Regions from separate parts of the Homo sapiens genome. Here regions 2 and 3 are each linked to region 1. A link is a contact called in ENCODE Hi-C or POLR2A ChIA-PET data. All regions are on one chromosome and are shown on one strand. The core of a region is the stretch at or near the end of the contact, and the rest is flanking DNA. Distances in the headings are between cores, read along the strand shown.

Region 1 (4,167 bases), core at 1,243-3,742:
CCAGCCTGGCTAACATGGTGAAACCCCATCTCTACAAAAATACAAAACTTAGCTAGGCATGATGGTGGGTGCTTGTAATCCCAGCTACTCAGGGAGGCGGAGGTGGGAGAATCACTTGAACCCAGAAGGCGGAGTTTATAGTGAGCTGAGATTGCACCATTGCACTCCAGCCTGGAAAACATAGCAAGACTCCATCTCAAAAGAAAAAAGAAAAAAGAAACAAAAAAGAAAATATGATACATACAATGGAATGTTATTCAGACTTAAAAAGGAATGAAATTCTGATACATGCTATTACATGGATGAATCTTGAAGACATTATGCTAAGTGAAATAAACCAACCAGTCACAAAGAACAAATATTATATGATTCCAGGCCAGGCGCGGTGGCTCATGCCTGTAATTCCAGCACTTCGGGAGGCCGAGGCGGGTGGATCACCTGAGGTCAGGAGTTCGAGACCAGCCTGGCCAACATGATGAAAACCCTGTCTCTACCAAAAATACAAAAATTAGCTATGCATGGTGGCGGGTGCCTGTAATCCCAGCTACTTGGGAGGCTGAGGCAGGAGAATTGCTTGAACCCAGGAGGTCGAGGTTGCAGTGAGCCAAGATCGCACCACTGCACTCCAGCCTGGGTGACAGAAAGAAACTCTGTCTCAAAAAAAAAAAAAAAAGAAAAAATATATATATATTTATAATATGATTCCACTTCTATGAAGTATCTAGAATAGTCAAATTCATGGACACAGAAAGTAGAATCCTAGTGACTGAGGCTGGGGGGAGAGAGGAACGGGAGTTACTGTTTAATGGGAACAGAGTTTCAGTTTGTGAAGTCAGAAAGTTCTGGAGTTGTGTGGTGGTAATGATAGCACAATAAAGTGTTTTTGAGACAGGGTCTTGCTCTGTCATTCAGGCTGGAGTGCAGTGGTGTGATCTTGGGTCACTGTAGCCTCAACCTCCTGGGATCAAGCTGTCTTCCCACCTCGGCCTCCCAAGTAGCTGGGACTACAGGTGTGCATCACCATGCCTGGACAATTTTTGTATTTTTTTTTTGTAGATACAGTGTCCCGCCATGTTGCCCAGGCTGGTATCAAACTCTTGGGCTCAAGGGATCCTCCCACCTCAGCTTCCTAAAATACTGGGATTACAGGCATGAACCACTGCACCCAGCCGGAACTCTACACTTAAAAATGTTTAAAAGGGCCAGGTGCGATGGCTCATGCCTGTAATCCCAGCACTTTGGGGGGCCAAGGCAGGAGAATCACTTGAGGCCAGGAGTTTGAGTCCAGCTTGGGGAACATGGTGAGACCATATCTTTACAAAAATAAAAATGTAGCCAAGGTATGGTGGCACACCGTGTAGTCCCAGCTACTCTGAAGGCTGAGGCAGGAGGATCCCTTGAGTCCAGGATTTCAAGGCTGCAGTGAGCTATGATGACATCACTACACTCCAGCCTGGGATACACAGGGATACCCTGTCAATTTTTTTTTAAAAAAAGGTTAAAATGGCAAATTTAATGTTATGTATATTTTAGCATGATCAATTTTTTTTTCTTTTCCTTCTTTTTTTTTTTTTTTTTTTTTTTTTTGAGACGGAGTCTCCTCCTGTTGCCCAGACTGGAGTGCAATGGTGAGATCTCAGCTCACTGCAACCTCTACCTCCTGGGTTCAAGCGATTCTCCTGCCTCAGCCTCATGAGTAGCTGGGATTACAGGCACCTGCCACCACGCCCGGCTAATTTTTTGTATTTTTAGTAGAGACAGGGTTTCACCATGTTGGCCAGGCTGGTCTCGAGCTCCTGACCTCAGGTGATCCACCCGCCTCGGCCTCCCAAAGTGCTGGGATTACAGGTGTGAGCCATCGTGCCCTGCGTCAATTTCTTTTTTAAAGCTACTAAGAAAAAAAAGGTTCTGAGAGCTCAGGCTTCCCTGAGATTTCCTGGATTTCCCCCTCCTCCTCTAGCCGGTCCTGTTCTTTGAGACCCCATCACAAACCTGCCTTCAGCACCCTGGAGTTCAAGGGCTTGCAGATCCTTCTTGACATCAGCTTCCCAAGGCAGAAAAGTATCTGAAAGGAGCTTTGGCTCCTTTGGGGGCCCATTAGGAAGCCATCATCATTCATGAATTTACCAAAAAGGCCACCTTCTGGCTGACACCTCAGCAGAGGATGGGATGACATCAGTTTGCCCAATCAAGGGATCAGCCTTGAGTTTCTGCTAGCTGCTCAAGCTCAGCTTTGAATGTCGCCAGTACCCCAGGGCAAAAGCTCAGGGAAAGCACCTCGACTGAGCACCTACCGTGCACCAAGCACCACACCTAGAATCCTTAACAGCACCCAAAGAGGACATTATTGAACACATTTCCCTGATTAGGAAACTGAGCCTCATAAAGAGTCCCACAACTAGAAAATGAGGGATTCACACTTCAGAGCCAGCTCTAAATCCCAGTTAGGGACCTTCCAGACTCATGGCTGGCCTTGGGGGGTGCAGCAGGCTCTCTGAGCTTAGAGGCAACAGCAGCCCTTTCTCAGAGATAAGAGGCAGGAGAGAGAGGGCAAAGTCCACTCTCAGCCCCCTCTGTGAGGCCTATCAAAATAGAAGCCCTGGCTCCCTGCATATCTGGCAGGGTCTCTTCACCCAGGAATCTTTCAGGTAGAGGAGGCTTCTGGCTAGAGGGACTTCTGTGTCTCCCACAGAATACAGTTCTCCTCCCCTTTTTGCCTACCTCCTTGCCAACAGCCAGGGTCACGCTGATCCTTTACAGACAGGGAAGCCTTGGGAAGAGAGAATGTACGTGTGTTGGGGTGGTGAGCTTATCTTTTTTATCTTTTTTTTTTTTTTAAGGTGAAGTCTCACTCTGTCATCCAGGCTGGAGTGCAGTGGTGTGATCTCAGCTCACTGCAACCTCTGCCTCTCTGGCTCAAGTGGTTCTCCTGCCTCAGCCTCTCTAGTAGCTGGGATTACAGGCGCCTACCATCACACCCGGCTAGTTTTTGTATTTTTAGTGGAGACGGGGTTTCACCATGTTGGCCAGGCTGGTCTCGAACTCCTGACTTCAAGCAATCTGCCGCCTTGACCTCCCAAAGTGCTGGGACTACAGGAGTGATCCACCGCGCCCGACCTCTGGGGAGCTATCTTGATTGGAGAAGTTGATGGCTCAGAACTGGGTGAGAGGGATGGGGAGGGTGGGCATAGGAGTCAGGGCGCTCCTAGTGCTCTTGAGTGGAAAGAGCCCTGGAGTGGGAATCAGAGCCGTGAGTTTTATTCCTAACTCAACCCCCACCATGCTGTGCAACCTGAGGCAGGTCCTGTCCCTTCTCAGTGTCTCTGTTTTCTTATCTGTACAACAGTAGGATTGGAGTTCATGGTTGCTAAGGGTTCATGTACTGGTTACACAAATATTGATTAAGCCCCTACTTCAGCCAGCAGCCAAGCTCTGGGGATACAGTTGGGAGCAAGACTGACCTGTCCCTTGTTCCAGAAGTTGATTCTAGTAGGGAAGACAGATACTGGCAAGTAATCACAAGGACACTGCACTCTGGAGAGCAGTCTAGGGCACTGCAGGGGCCCACAGCTGACAGATCCAACCCAGCCTTAGGCATTGGGCTTAGAACAAAGCAGCAGCTCAGAGAACAACTCAGCTTTTGCCTGGGCTTTGCCTTGGAGCCCCACGTAGCTCTTTGTTCCCCAATGCTCCAGATCCCCACTACCTGGGGTCAGTACATCAGGGGCTCAGATCCTGAGTGGGGTGCTCCCACCCCTGCTTTCCCGATGAGTCTGAAGGTAGACATAAACTGTCATCCTCAGAACTGGAAACTCCTTGAATCAACCAGAAAGGGATGAGAAGGTCAAAGGCAGAAGGGTCCATCCCAGGGAGGTTTGCAAATGGGAGAGCTGGGATAGACTGCGGAGCTTCCTGAGGCTCCTCCAACAGGCAAAGGCGGAGCCCATTCCACATTAACAGCGGAGAAGCAAGTCTTCTGTCAGAGGCGTTCGAACCAGAGCGACTCCATCTTGATTGAGGGCTAGGAAAATGAGGCTGGGATTTGCTGGGCTGCATTCCCAGAAAGTTAGCTATTCCTAGCCTCTAGATGTTACGGTTAAGGAAACAGATTGATAACGTTTACTAAACAGACCCAGACTTAGAGGAGTGTCCTGATATCCTGATGCC
Region 2 (3,958 bases), core at 298-2,797, 33 kb after region 1:
GCAGGATTGGAAAAGGCCTTTTGGGCAAAGAGAACAGACTGTGCAAGGGCACAGAGGCATGCAGACCGCCTGCAGAGCACGCTCAACTGTGGTGCACAGCAGAGCAGAGAAAGCAGGACATGCTATGCACCCTCAGAAAGACAGGGCCTCCTCTGGCTGCGTATGGGTGGGGGCCAGCCTGAAGCTGAAGCCCTGGATGGGAGCCATTGGGGGAACAGGCCTTTCTCAGTTGGGGGGAATTCTGCCCTGAGTTTGGGGCCAGTAGACGCAGCAGCCCCTGCTGGTAGAATAGAACTGGACCATCCTTCCCTCCTGGCTGGCCCTGCAGCCACAGGCCAGAAGTCTGGTGTTGGCCTTACTGCCCTGGAGCTAAGGCCAGGGGGTCACAGATCAGCCAGGTGAGCATGCCCTGGGAGAGTGTGTGGGCCAGACCTCCATGGCACTGCCTCTCCTACTGCGACCTGCCCTGGCTCCACCCCACACCCACAGGTGGCACTAAGCTGAGCACCCACATATCCAGACCCTCTTCTGTGCCAAATCCTTTCTCAGTGGTCCCACATGGGCCTCATCCCATTTAACCTTCACAAAGGCCATGTGCGGTGGGCATCCCTGGCCCTGAGGTCCTTTGACTTGCTCCAAGTCACCCAGCCAAGGCATGGCCCAGCAGAGACTCCAGGCCTAGGTCCGCCTCACCCTTTGCAGACTCATGCCTTGCCTGTTCTTCCCTGCGCTGCTTCTGTCACCTCACAGTCAGGCCCCTCCGGGGAGTACAGTGGAGGGAAGGCCAAAGCATTCATCCTGGAAGACCCTCCAAATACTGTAGGCAGAGTGCTGGGGACACCAATGGCAGCTGTGGGCAGGGCCACCCGAATGCCACCCCATAGGGCAGCGGGCCCACAGCATGGAGGCCCTCCGTGTTTGCTTTTCCCAGCCCTGCATTAGCTGTGCTGCTCACACCTGGCTGACTGTTTGCCCAAGGATTTCTCCCCTGGAAGGAGGGTGGGGCTGGGGAGGGTGGCAGGCAGGTGGCCGGCTGCCTCTGGGCACTCCGTTTTTCTGCAGACCCACACTGCCTGCGAATGCCACACCACCCTGCATCCCCAAGGCTGCCCCAGCAGTGCCCGGCCTCGCCCGCGCAGAGCATGTGACTTGGCAGTGCCTGGGCCTGGCATGCCTGGCGTGCCAGGGCAGCGGCAGCAGCAGCCGGACTGTCAGTAAGGAGCTGGAGAGGCCCCCAGAGCCCTCCTGTTGGGGCACTGGTCCTGGGTTGTGGGGGTGACGGGATGCATCAGTGAGACTTTTGTATGGCAGGAGGCAGAGGAGCACATAACTGAATCTGGGAGTATTTATGGACACGTCTGCGCCTTCCTTTTCTGCAGCAGCCTGTCTGCAGGCCCTCCTGCAAGGAGAGCCTGTCTTGATTCAACCAGTCCCTGCCCTGACCTTCTCTTCACCCTCTTTCTGATGAGTCAGCCCCAGGAACTTGAACTTGGACTTCTCCAGCCTCTGGGCCAGCCCTGGAGGCGGAAGCCCTGGACCTGCCTCCCCAACACCTGCCCTCCTGAGGGTGTGGCCTGCAAGCGTCCTTTTCTGTCAGATTCAGCTCATGGCCAGTGACTCCTTGAGCCTGTGATCGTGGTCCTCAGGCCAAGGGGAACAGATTAGATAATTAGCTGCTGATGGATCTGGCATCCTAGGGAAGAGGGAGCCCTTTCTCTCCCACAGCTGGGACCCCAAAGAGAGGCTTGCATTAGCCAGGCAAGGAGCCGGGTGCCTCCCTCCCTGCAGTCCTGCACAGCCCCTTCCTTCTCTTGCTGCTGTGGGTATCTGCCTAAGGAGAGCTGGCCCAGCATACCCACCTGGGACACACCCAGAGAGTGCCAGCCTGAACGGCACTGCCAATAGCCCGATCCTCAGGCCTTTCACCCTGCACCTCCCTGCTCCTCCAGCAACGAGACCCCCTGCATGTCACTCACATGTGGCCCCGGGCCAGGCACTTGGCCACCTCACAGTGAGCGATGCTGGGAGGCTGGTGTTCTTGCAATCCCACTGACAGGTGAGGAAATCTGATTTGTGTCATGCTTTCTCCAGCATCGCTCAGATGTTGTTCATCCCCTTTTTCCCGGAACCGGGGCCCAAAGAGGTTGTGACTTGCCCACACCTCTTGAATGGCCAGGCCCCATGTCCAGCCTGGATTCTCTGACACCAAGCCCCATGTGTTTTCCACTGTGCCCTGCAGTAAACAGAAGTGCTAATAAAGAAGCGTGCTAATACATAATTAATCCCACCTCCATCCCTTGGGCCTTTTCTCTCTCAGACGCCCTGAGCACCGCCCAGACGTGATCTCATGTGTCCTACCAAGGCCCCAGAAGAGCAGAGAGGAGGCTGGGCTCTGAGGGGCCATGGGGACTAGGAGCCAGCCTCTCCGCTGCCAGGCCCAGCCCTACTGCATGCCTGCTGCCCGCCTCTCCCTCTGCTCTAGGTAGGGAAGCTGCCGAGGCTCGGGCATGTCTCAGGCACCTGCTGTCTTCCTCTGGTCTCGTGGATTGTACGAACCTGGAGGAGGAAAGCAGCCGGGATTCGATGAGCCCCCATGTGGTGGGGATGTGTGCGCGCAGGGGCCCAAGGCTCTGCTTAAAGGGAAGGAGTATTGCTGAGGCTTGTTCTAGTGCCTTCCTCTAAGGAACCCTCAGTATATCTTGTTTGTTCTCACATTCGAGGGAAGTTGGCAAAGGGCAGTTCTGTGTCACAGGGAAGGGGGTGGATGAGGACCCCGAAAACCTGCCCTTTACCGAGTCTCACCCCCGAGCCTGCTGAGGTCACACAGCGGCAGTCAGTGGGGGGTTAGGTTTTCTTGTTTTGTTTTTAGAGACAGGGTTTTGCTCTGTCACCCAGGCTTCAATGTAGTTTTGCAATCACAGCTCACAGCAGCCTGGAACTCCCCAGCTCAAGTGATCCTCCTGCTTCAGCCTCCTGAGTAGCTAGGACTACAGGCATGTGCCACCATGCCCAGATAAATTTTTTTTTTTTTAATAAAGACAGGTTCCCCGTATGTTGCCCAAACTATTCTCAAACTCCTGGCCTCAAGTAATTCTCCTGCGTCAGCTGCCTGAGTAGCTGGGACTATAAGCATGCACCACCACATCTGGCTAAATTAAAAAAAATTTTTTTTGTAAAAATGGGTTCTTACTAGTTTCGAACTCCTGGCCTCAGTGATCCTCCAGCCTCGGCCTCCCAAAGCATTGGGATTACAGGTGTGAGCCCCCACAGCTAGCCCATGTTAGGTTCTCTCTCTCTTTCTCTCTCTCTCTGTCTTTAACTCTGATAATTACAAGCTGAACATGTTAGGTTTCGAACTTAGTTCTGACAGATTTCAAAAGTGGGGATCATCAAAGCACTGGGCCATGGTGTGCAAATTCCTGGCCTCTCTACCTCCAGGACAATGTTGGGGCCCAGAAGAAAGTGGGTGAGAAAGATGATAGCACCTTAAGGCTCCGAGTCTTCTGTGGGATTATATTCCTGAGCCAGAGGCTGCAGACCCTTATAAACTGAGCATTGGGGGATGGGGGTAAAAGTGGATCCTAGGGAAATTAGAGATCATCTGGTCAACCCCCTCATCCTCCAGATGAAGACACTGAGTCTCTTAGAAGAGAAGTCATTTCCCCAGGTCCTTCCCCTTCTCACTTATAGCCAGGCCATGGCTGAGGTGCCCTCTGGGCCCCCGGTTGGGAGAGGGCTTCAGTCTCCTGGCTGCATCCTGAGAACGTAGCTTTCTGTGCTCTTTCCTGGAGGTGCGCCCTCCCTCCCACAGGATGCTGTACAGAGGTGGACGCAAGTCACACGGCCCCAGATGCATAGGGAGGTAGAGGGAAGCCAGGCTTGTCAATGCTAGGGAGCCCTCCAGTAGCAGGACCACTCACTGCATTACCACAGGCAAATCACCCACAGCCCCTTCCTG
Region 3 (3,999 bases), core at 618-3,117, 40 kb before region 1:
TACACCTGGAAGGAAGGTTCTGCAGCAAGTTCATGAGAGACGATATGTGGAATGTAATCAGAGCATACCTCTTAATACTTAAAAGGTAAGGCCAGGCGCAGTGGCTCACGCCTGTAATCCGAGCACTTTGGGAGGCCGAGGTGGGCGGATCACGAGGTCAGGAAATTGACACCAGCCTGGCTAACATGGTGAAACCCTGTCTCTACTAAAAATACAAAAAATTAGCCGGGCGTGGTGGTGGGTGCCTGTAGTCCCAGCTGCTCAGGAGGCTGAGGCAGGAGAATCAGTTGAACCCAGGAGGCAGAGGTTGGAGAGAGCTGAGATCGTGCCACTGTACTCCAGCCTGGGCGACAGAGCAAGACTCCATCTCAAAAAAAAAAAAAAAAAAAAAAAGACGTATAAAATTCTGAGGTTCTTCTTTCGAGGCTAATTCCTTTCCTGTATGTGCTTAGGTTATGTTCATCTGAAGGAAAACTTAAGAAACTGTGTGGTAAACTATAATATAGAAGTTTATTTTTCTCTCGAGTAAACAATATTTGGAGGTTCTGGTCCAGGGCTGGTGTGGCAGCTCCACAAACATCAGAAACCCAGATCACTTCCTTCTTGTGGCTTGGTCATCCTTAACATGGGGCTTCTACCTCATGATCCAAGATAGCTGCTCCTGCTCGAGCAATCACATGCATATTCCTTTCCAGCAGAAAGGGAGAAGAGGTAACAGGGTGCAACCTGCTGCCTCTGAGTGGCACTTCTTCTTACAACTTATACACATGGCCATACCTGGCTGTAAGGGAGGCTGGGAAATGTAGCTTGTATTTCAGGGGGTTGTTTGCCCAGCAAAAATCAGGGGTTCCGTGGCAAAGAAGACAGAACAGATGTTGGGGAATAGTTATAGTCTCTGGCACACCATGGTATTCCTCCATTCCACGGGGAAAGATGGCCATGTACTTTCTGGTACTCTGCTCCAGGTGACCTTGTTCTTGTATGTTACATGTTCTTGTGTGTTACTCTTTTTTTTTTTGAGATGGGATCTTGCTCTGTTGCCCAGGCTGGAGTTCAGTGGCACAATCTCAGCTCACTGCAACCTCCGCCTCCCAGGTTCAAGCGATTCTTTTGCCTCAGCCTCCCGAGTAGCTGGGATTAGAGGTGTGCACCACCACGCCCAGCTAATTTTTGTATTTTTAGTAAAGACAGGGTTTCACCATGTTAGCCAGGCTGGTCTCGAACCCCTGACCTCAAGTGACCACCTGCCTCAACCTCCCCAAGTGCTGGGATTATAAGGCGTGAGCCATTGCACCCGGCCTTGTGTGTTACTCTTTTTTTTTTTTATTATACTTTAAGTTTTAGGGTACATGTGCACATTGTGCAGGTTAGTTACATATGTATACATGTGCCATGCTGGTGCGCTGCACCCACTAACTCGTCATCTAGCATTAGGTATATCTCCCGATGCTATCCCTCCCCCCTCCCCCCATTGTGTGTTACTCTTAACTCCTCACCACAAAACCAGAACGGCCCTGAGACCAAGACTCAGGTCTCCAGAACAAAGCCCTTAGCCTGACATTCAGGGCCCTTGGCCACTGGGTCTCAGGAACTGCCGCAGTCCCTTGCAGCCTGTGTCCAGCCTCTCAGAGCCACCTGCCTGCTCCATTCCTTGCTTCCCCAGACTGTTCCTTCTGCCTGAATGGCCCTCCTGGACCTCCAATGCCAGGGGCACTCCTATCCAACCTCGAAGAGATTGCTCTGTCAGTGCAGCCTTGCAGGGCCTCGCTGGGGGAGAATCAGAATTCCTTTCTCCTGCCCTCCCTTGGGCTTCCGGAGCCTTCCGTCATCCTCTATTTATAGTTCAAGTCAGGTGCCCCTGGACATGTTGCTGGGAGGGAAGGGCCTCAGCTGGGAGAGCCGGTTCTGTGACCTGCTGGGGAAGGGCTGGGATTTTCCAGGATGCCTCCTCTAGCCCTATAGTCCCCTTGGCTACCTCTGTCTACGGGGAAATGGAGCCCCCTACCTGGACAGCCTTAATCCGGTGCACCTGGTGGCTGCTTGTCTCCTTGGCTTTGCTGTGAGCCCTGGGGCCTGGGGATGGGCTTCTCTCCAGCCCTGGGCCTGCTCCTGCCTCTGCTGTGGTGAGGTGACCTGAGTAACGGGTTGGGTTAGGTGGTCTCTATGTTGGTAGGGGTCTCAGTAGGGTCAGGCTTGCTCTAGGAGAGAGTCACAGTTGCTAGAGTTGAGTATAGAGGGCAGGAACCAGCTGTAACTTTGCAAAGCTCTGTCCTGGGATGCTCGGCTTCCCTCCTGTTGTCCTCCACCTTCCAGAAAGCCCAGCAGGGAGAGATGAGCACTGTGTCCCCAAACTCAATGTCACTGTCACCTCCCCTCACCCAGCCCAGCCACTCCCCGTCAGCTCCAGACCAACTCGGAATACTCGGGAAGGTTGATCCTTCGACTTCCTCAAGCCATTGCTCAACATCCCCCAATCACAGCCTCCCCAACTCCCATCTCCAAAGGCCTCCTTCCTCCCCAGATCCCCGGCTGTCACCATCCTCATTCTTCTAACAAGCTGACAAACTTGAATTCTGAGCGAGCATGACCTGGGGTCTTGGGCCTGAGCCGCAGCCCTCTGCCTCCACCCCATCCCCCACTTACATGCCCACTTTCAGATACAGACACGGACCCTGATGCCAAGGACATCCACTGGCTGAATGCCTCCTCCTGCCCTTTCACGAGCTCCCATGCCTGGCCCTGACTACCTGCACGCAGCCCTGGACCCTCAAGTGACTGTAGGAACCCCCTCTACGAGACTCAGCCCTTTTGCCACCAGTGGGACTTGCAGGCCCAGCTGACCAGCACCTTCTTGCCTGCTGTGGGCCATGTGACCGACGGAATCCCACCACATCTGCCGTGAGCCTCGCCTGAATCAGGACCAAGTTTAGGTTTTCAGAATCAGACGGACGTGACTATGTGACCTGGGGCAAGTGACTAACCCTCTCTGAGCCTCTGACATTTATAGCTGACTCCAATCTGATACATGGGCTCCCCAGGGGCCTGAGGAGGGAAGGTTTGAAACCTCACTCTTCCCTCCCTTGCCCTTGGAAGGTGAGAGCAGGAGGCTCCTTCATGGAGGTGGCTAGGATGGGGAGGGAGGACCAGGAAGCTTCCTGACCTTGCCCCAGGAGCTGGCAGCCCCCAGTCCCACCTTGTCCAGAGATCACTCAGGGGAAACCACTCTGGCTGAGGGATTCAGGTGCTGGTGCCAACTAGGAGAAGCAGTCTAGGGCGCCTCCCAGTGGACACCAAGGGAACGTCTATTCTGGCTGGCCCTTGGTCCAGCCCTGTGATTTTAGCCCTTGGCATGCAGTCAGGCTCCAGTACTGACCCCAGCACCAGCAGTGGCAAATTGCACCTCATTTGAGGAATCTCAGTTTCCTCTTCCACAAAACGGAAATAATGATAACATCACCACACAAGACCACAGTGAGGCTTCCTTCGGACGACCCAGGCGACCCGCCTTCCACACTAATGTTTTCCAGGTCTAGAGAGGCCAGGGCTTGCCTGGGGACCACAGTGAGATGTGGTGAGGAGCCAGGGGTTCAGGCTCTCAGGCTCCTGGTCCACTGCTCTTTCCACTGCTGGGAGGTGCCTCAATGTAACCTTGGACTCTCCAGGCCTATTAACTCCTCCGTGTAGCTCTGGAAGTTTTCAGATGTTTTAGTGCTATTAACATGCCTGTCCCAGGAACAAGCTTACAAATGCATCCAATTAACCTTCTGCCAACAATTCTGGGACGTGATTTCTTTTCCAGCCTTTGCAGGGAGATCTCTCTTCCCATCTCCTTCCTGGAAGACAGAAGCCTTGTGCGAGCCCCTTGTGTGATGTCACCCCAGCTAGGGCCACCGGACGTTGGTCCTCAGCAGGGAGACTTTGGGTCCTCCACCAGGACCCAGGGCTGACCTGCATGGCCAGGCCCCATGGCCTGGGTAGAACCTTGTTTCTGCTCCAGGT

The links. Hi-C counts contacts between places; a loop is a spot of excess contacts on that map. ChIA-PET counts read pairs that join two places held with the same protein, here RNA polymerase II (POLR2A). Pooled maps may share reads with other maps.
Region 2: a map of HepG2 shows a loop between it and region 1 (2.6-fold over the local background). The contact joins two enhancer-like sites. A Hi-C loop is called at or near these places in 2 of 168 maps with a recorded cell type or tissue (CD14-positive monocyte and HepG2) and 2 of 50 pooled maps. POLR2A ChIA-PET finds 5 or more read pairs at or near these places in 6 of 52 experiments (Caco-2, HEK293T, Panc1 and 2 more).
Region 3: a loop to region 1 is called in a map of Caco-2, with 2.0 times the contacts of the local background. The contact joins two enhancer-like sites. A Hi-C loop is called at or near these places in 1 of 168 maps with a recorded cell type or tissue (Caco-2). POLR2A ChIA-PET finds 5 or more read pairs at or near these places in 7 of 52 experiments (A673, BJ, Caco-2 and 4 more).

What each region holds. Positions count from the first base shown.
Region 1 is chr11:61,664,584-61,668,750 of GRCh38, forward strand. No RefSeq gene overlaps it. Among named protein-coding and RNA genes, the nearest start is that of DAGLA, 14 kb to the right of the region's middle. Within about 2 kb of position 2,493, at least 2 of the 41 ENCODE cell types and tissues checked have a DNase peak (open chromatin) inside an H3K27ac peak, as active enhancers do.
Region 2 is chr11:61,698,925-61,702,882 of GRCh38, forward strand. All of the region lies in intron 1 of DAGLA (diacylglycerol lipase alpha), which reads left to right. Among named protein-coding and RNA genes, the nearest start is that of DAGLA, 21 kb to the left of the region's middle. RefSeq lists enhancers at 1-67, 594-1,120, 1,121-1,646, 2,174-2,699. Within about 2 kb of position 1,548, at least 19 of the 41 ENCODE cell types and tissues checked have a DNase peak (open chromatin) inside an H3K27ac peak, as active enhancers do.
Region 3 is chr11:61,625,043-61,629,041 of GRCh38, forward strand. It overlaps the pseudogene RPLP0P2. Among named protein-coding and RNA genes, the nearest start is that of SYT7, 46 kb to the left of the region's middle. RefSeq lists enhancers at 1,122-1,684, 1,685-2,245, 3,601-3,999 and a silencer at 3,115-3,409. Within about 2 kb of position 1,868, at least 11 of the 41 ENCODE cell types and tissues checked have a DNase peak (open chromatin) inside an H3K27ac peak, as active enhancers do.